Regions from separate parts of the Homo sapiens genome. Here region 2 is linked to region 1. A link is a loop called in an ENCODE intact Hi-C map of the cell type or tissue named here. Cell type or tissue: left ventricle myocardium inferior. All regions are shown on one strand. Each heading gives the region's core, and the rest is flanking DNA. Links, peaks and the distances in the headings are about the cores only.

Evidence for each region. Hi-C counts contacts between places; a loop is a spot of excess contacts. Peaks named below come from ENCODE experiments on the same cell type or tissue, not always from the same donor. Only the 100,000 strongest peaks of a DNase experiment are listed, where the experiment ranks them.
Region 2: it touches region 1 in a loop (2.6-fold over the local background); 35 of 110 quality-filtered maps call a loop at or near these places.

Annotation. Positions count from the first base shown.
Region 1 is chr2:27,215,974-27,218,872 of GRCh38, forward strand. It overlaps ATRAID (all-trans retinoic acid induced differentiation factor), which reads left to right. Exons shown (of 7, transcript NM_001170795.4): 6 at 550-647; 7 at 871-1,184. The coding sequence ends at 975. It overlaps CAD (carbamoyl-phosphate synthetase 2, aspartate transcarbamylase, and dihydroorotase), which reads left to right and starts at 1,396. Exons shown (of 44, transcript NM_004341.5): 1 at 1,396-1,660; 2 at 1,904-2,043. The coding sequence starts at 1,579. RefSeq lists a silencer at 1,268-1,497. In left ventricle myocardium inferior, for the core only: a CTCF peak has its summit at 1,430; a DNase peak (open chromatin) is centred at 1,428; H3K4me3 peaks cover 1,724 bases; H3K27ac peaks cover 1,736 bases.
Region 2 is chr2:27,097,203-27,100,101 of GRCh38, forward strand. It overlaps KHK (ketohexokinase), which reads left to right. Exons shown (of 8, transcript NM_006488.3): 5 at 301-447; 6 at 1,994-2,082; 7 at 2,218-2,375; 8 at 2,463-2,899. The coding sequence ends at 2,548. It also overlaps a transcript of CGREF1 not described here. Among named protein-coding and RNA genes, the nearest start is that of KHK, 12 kb to the left of the region's middle. RefSeq lists an enhancer at 1,838-2,681. In left ventricle myocardium inferior, for the core only: CTCF peaks have their summits at 1,583 (motif pointing right) and 1,792; a DNase peak (open chromatin) is centred at 1,579.

The sequences.
Region 1 (2,899 bases), core at 265-2,764:
TATTTCACCTGGGTGCAGGTGGGCTGAGTCCAAAAAGAGAGTCAGCAAAGGGTGGTGGGATTATCATTAGTTCTTACAGGTTTTGGGGTAGGCAGTGGAGTTAGGAGTGCTGTTTTGCGGGCAGGGGATGGATCTTACAAAGTACATTCTCAAGGGTGGGGAGAATTACAAAGAACCTTCTTAAGCGTGGGAGAGATTACAAGGAAACTTCTTAAGGGTAAGGGAGATTACAAAGTATATTGATCAGTTAGGGTGGGGCAGAAACAAATCACAATGGTGGAATGTCATCAGTTAAGGCTATTTTCATTTCTTTTGTGGATCTTCAGTTGCTTCAGACCATCTGGATGTATACGTGCAGGTCACAGGGGATATGATAGCTTAGCTTGGGCTCAGAGGCCTGACATTATTGTTACTGTTTTTATCTGTAATTTTCTTTCTTCTTCCTTTATCCTAGCAATGATTGAGAGAATCTAAGTTGAAACAGATAATTGAGAAATATGCCTAATGAAATGGATAAAGTGATGTTCTCTATTTCTCTCTGGCCTCCAGAAATGTGTCCTGAGAATGGATCTTGTGTACCTGATGGTCCAGGTCTTTTGCAGTGTGTTTGTGCTGATGGTTTCCATGGATACAAGTGTATGCGCCAGGTGAGGAATTAGGCCGTCTAACTAGGGATACAAGGAATGCATAGAGCAAGTCTTCTCAGAAAGGAGAGCCACAAGACCAGGAGCTGATACAAATTTCCTATAGGTGGAAAACTATAGAATTGCCCTAGACAAAGTGATAGGTATATTAGGAAAGAACTAGGTGTTAGGATGTGGCCCTCCGTGTAACGTTGTATGGGGGTGTTTTTTGGTCTGTTGTTCACAGGGCTCGTTCTCACTGCTTATGTTCTTCGGGATTCTGGGAGCCACCACTCTATCCGTCTCCATTCTGCTTTGGGCGACCCAGCGCCGAAAAGCCAAGACTTCATGAACTACATAGGTCTTACCATTGACCTAAGATCAATCTGAACTATCTTAGCCCAGTCAGGGAGCTCTGCTTCCTAGAAAGGCATCTTTCGCCAGTGGATTCGCCTCAAGGTTGAGGCCGCCATTGGAAGATGAAAAATTGCACTCCCTTGGTGTAGACAAATACCAGTTCCCATTGGTGTTGTTGCCTATAATAAACACTTTTTTCTTTTTTTTTCCTCTCTTTCTTTTTAAGGAAAGGCGCCCTGCCTTTACGTGTTTCTTGCTTGGGGTGGGAGGGACTGCTTTAGGGCAGCCGGTTTTTTCAGGTTTCCCCCGGTTTTGCAGTGCGGAGACCACGGGGGCCCACTCCCCGTGGCTCCGCGGACCCCGCCCCTTACGTGCCCGGCCCCGCCCCTCACGCCGCCTGTGTCCGCGCCGCCGCAGTCTCTGCTGCTGCCGCCAAGCGCGCCCGAGGCTCCTACGCTGCCGCGCCCGGCTTCTCTCCAGCGCCCCGCGCCGTTAGCCACGTGGACCGACTCCGGCGCGCCGTCCTCACGTGGTTCCAGTGGAGTTTGCAGTCCTTCCCGCTTCTCCGTACTCGCCCCCGCCTCTGAGCTCCCTTCCCATGGCGGCCCTAGTGTTGGAGGACGGGTCGGTCCTGCGGGGCCAGCCCTTTGGGGCCGCCGTGTCGACTGCCGGGGAAGTGGGTAAGCAAGCCCGGTTAGGCTGCAGACCTTATCCCACTCTGTGATGCGCCTCTCCTCCCAACCTTCCCCGTCCAGACCCCGCCATTTTCCCGCCAGCGTACCCCCTTCCCCCATTCGGTGCCCATGGGCCCCAGCGCCATAAACCCCTCGCGACCAAGGCAGCCTCCACTGGGGCGTGCTCATCGCGCGGGGAGTGTTCCGAAGGGTGCCCTACCGGAGCCCAGCCCTGCTTCTTTCTTGCAGTGTTTCAAACCGGCATGGTCGGCTACCCCGAGGCCCTCACTGATCCCTCCTACAAGGCACAGATCTTAGTGCTCACCTATCCTCTGATCGGCAACTATGGCATCCCCCCAGATGAAATGGATGAGTTCGGTCTCTGCAAGGTAGCCACACCCAGTGCTTTCTCTACATTCCTTTTCAAGTCAGTAATTGTTAACTATTAGTGAAGTAGGAGACGTTGACACCCTGCTGGGCATCCTGCAGAAAACATACCCACTGAAGTAGTAAAGTCAAGGACTAAGATCACTAGTAACTGTAGTTAGGGGTTGTTAAGTGCCTTGGGAGGCACAGAGTGTTGGAGGCCTCAGGAAAAAGCTACCGCCTTTGTTAAGGGCATCAAGGCTCCAGGTATAGCTGAAAGCATTCTGTATGTAGTGAAGGCATGGATCAAGGAAAAGTAAAAGAGGTGTAAGGGAACAGCCTTGTCCAACTTGTTAGGCATGCAGAAGTCAGGAGAAAAAAGCCTGCAGATAAGTTAAATCCGGTGGGCATGGAGGGACCTGAAGCCAAAGCAGAGTCAGCTTAGTTTGGTAAAGGATCCATTGAAGGTTTTTTTTTAGCAGCAGAGTCAGATGGGAGCAGTGCTTTTTAGGACTACATAAATTAGTGGAAAGAGACTGGAAACTAGGGTCACATACTTCTCTGTGACAGTGAGTGCCAGTTTACCTACAAAACCAGTGACATTATCTTCTAGACCTACTGACATGGCCTCGTCTGATTCTCTGCTTTTCAGTTGTGTTCTTACCTCTAGGTGAGAAAACTGAGTTTCTTCCTACAGTGAGGTTTCCCCTATTCCTTCACCTCTGAAATTTGGAAACTAAGTTGCCCTCTGACAGTTCAAGCATTAAAAAAAACCCAACATATAGTAATTAAGGTAATAGAGGAAGTCAATCTGGCCTAGAGTAGTATCTCTCAAAATTTGTTTGGCCTCACTGCAGGTGTAAGCCTTTAATTCTTAAT
Region 2 (2,899 bases), core at 303-2,802, 120 kb before region 1:
TGGAGTCTGGGTGGAAGGAAATCCTGAGAAGTCCTGAGTTCTAGCTCCATCATTTAACCTATGGTAGGTCTTTCACAGTATCTTTTATTCTTTAGTCTTCTCATCTGTGGAATGGAGTAGCTGGTTGATAAGGTCTTCAAAGTCCACGACAGCTCTGAATGTTGTAATTTAGGATGGGGTTCTAGCCCAGCCTCCCCGAGGCCCTCTCCCTCCTCACCCAGAGTTTCAGCGGGGCAGGAAGAATGAGGCAGATTGGCCAGGCAGTGCCCAGCGGTCCTGAGCTGCCCTGTCCTGTACCAGGGCCGGAACGCATCGGAGCAGGTGAAGATGCTGCAGCGGATAGACGCACACAACACCAGGCAGCCTCCAGAGCAGAAGATCCGGGTGTCCGTGGAGGTGGAGAAGCCACGAGAGGAGCTCTTCCAGCTGTTTGGCTACGGAGACGTGGTGGGTGCCCCATTCAGCCTCTCTTTGCCACTTCCAGCTAATTTGGTTCTTAAAGGGAGCCAGAATCCTTTTATCCTGCCTACCACAATTGGAATAGTGGTTCCTGGTTTGGTGGTGTTTGAAGATGGGGGATGGGGGTTAAAGCAAAGAAGTAGACCCCTAGCCTTGGGCTCCAGTGCAGGCCTCAGCAGTGAGCAAGGAGTAGAATGTCTCCACCCCAGGTGGGTGCATAGGTGTAAGAATGCCCAGAGGGCTTGGGTAGGGCTTAAACAGCCACAGGGCAAGCCTGTGTGGAAGCATCTCCTCTCTGGGGCTCCCCAGTCTTTTCCTCTGCAGAATGAGGGCACACAACTGTTCTCTGAGGTTTCTTCCAACTCAGGGGTGTCTGGCAGGTTGTGGGGGCTGCTAGGGTGAGGGAAGGGTGGGAAGGAGACTTGCATGAGTCTCTTTTTGAAAAGGCTGGATGTAAATGGAATTTGGGAAGTAATCCCAGCATCATAGCAGAAGTTGGTTGGAGACCATCCAGCCAAGGTCCTCAACCTTGTGACTTGTCCTCAACCTTGGCTGCATATTAAAAAAGATGAATGCAGGCCAAGTGTAGTGGCTCACACTTGTAATCCCAGAGCTTTGGGAAGCTGAGGTAGGAGGATTGCTTGATGCCAGGAGTCCAAGACCAGCCTGGACAACATAGCAAGACCCCTGTCTCTATGAAAATAAATTAGGCCAAGAGCAGTGACTCATACCTGTAATCCCAGCACCTTGGGAGGCCAATGCAGGAGGATCACTTCAGCCAGTCATTCAAGATTGCAAGACCCTGTCTCTATACAAAAAAAAAAAAAAAAAATTCCTGGCATGGTGGTGTGCACCCATAGTCCCAGCTACTCAGGAGGCTGAGGCAGGAGGATTGCAGTGCCTGAGCCCCACCATCTTGTTTTTGATTGGCAGGGGTAGAGCCAAGGCTTCGGTGTTTTGTTTTTTGTTTTTACCAAAACTTTCTCTGGAGATTCTAAAGTGTAGGTAGTGTTGAGGGAGCCTCTTTGTTTTCCAGATGAAGAAACCATACCTAGAGGACATAGTTGTGGGAAAAACCAGCAAAACTGCTCCAGGGAGCCAGCATGGCGGTGGTAGATTCCACCCCAAGGTGGCGCTCAAGGCTTTCTGTGGGTTTTCAATCCATTGATCAGAGAACAAACGGACCAGGCCTTTTGTTTTACAATTTACAAGGCTGTATTCTATTATATATAAGCATCGATAAAAATATGCTTCTGGCCAGGTGCAGTGACTCACACCTGTAATCCCAGAAATTTTGGGAGGCTGAGGCAGGAAGATCATATGGGGCCAGGAGTTCAAGACCAGCCTCAGGGAGACCATCTTCACAAAAAATAAAGAAAAAAGAAAACCACGTTCCCGTGGGACAGTGAGATGCTACGTTGGGGATCTATGTGGACATGTTGGGGGAGTCGTGTTGTAATGGGGGCAACGCTAGGCTGCTGTTGGTGAATGACGAGTTAGAAGTGACCACCAGCTTCTCTTCCACTGCCCACAGGTGTTTGTCAGCAAAGATGTGGCCAAGCACTTGGGGTTCCAGTCAGCAGAGGAAGCCTTGAGGGGCTTGTATGGTCGTGTGAGGAAAGGGTGAGCCGGGGAAGCCAGGAAGGGGCTTTAGAAGGTACAGGATGAGCCTGGACTCCAGGAGTCCGCCCTGGAGCTGGGAGGATGGCTGGGGGGACGGGGTGGGCTAACACCCAGCTGAGTGGAGCCGTCTTGCAGGGCTGTGCTTGTCTGTGCCTGGGCTGAGGAGGGCGCCGACGCCCTGGGCCCTGATGGCAAATTGCTCCACTCGGATGCTTTCCCGCCACCCCGCGTGGTGGATACACTGGGAGCTGGAGACACCTTCAATGCCTCCGTCATCTTCAGCCTCTCCCAGGGTGAGTATGGCAGCAGGAGGGGAAAAGGACTGGGACCTGTCCCTGCCCCAAACACCTGGCTGACCTAGCTACTTGCCCCTCCTCCAGGGAGGAGCGTGCAGGAAGCACTGAGATTCGGGTGCCAGGTGGCCGGCAAGAAGTGTGGCCTGCAGGGCTTTGATGGCATCGTGTGAGAGCAGGTGCCGGCTCCTCACACACCATGGAGACTACCATTGCGGCTGCATCGCCTTCTCCCCTCCATCCAGCCTGGCGTCCAGGTTGCCCTGTTCAGGGGACAGATGCAAGCTGTGGGGAGGACTCTGCCTGTGTCCTGTGTTCCCCACAGGGAGAGGCTCTGGGGGGATGGCTGGGGGATGCAGAGCCTCAGAGCAAATAAATCTTCCTCAGAGCCAGCTTCTCCTCTCAATGTCTGAACTGCTCTGGCTGGGCATTCCTGAGGCTCTGACTCTTCGATCCTCCCTCTTTGTGTCCATTCCCCAAATTAACCTCTCCGCCCAGGCCCAGAGGAGGGGCTGCCTGGGCTA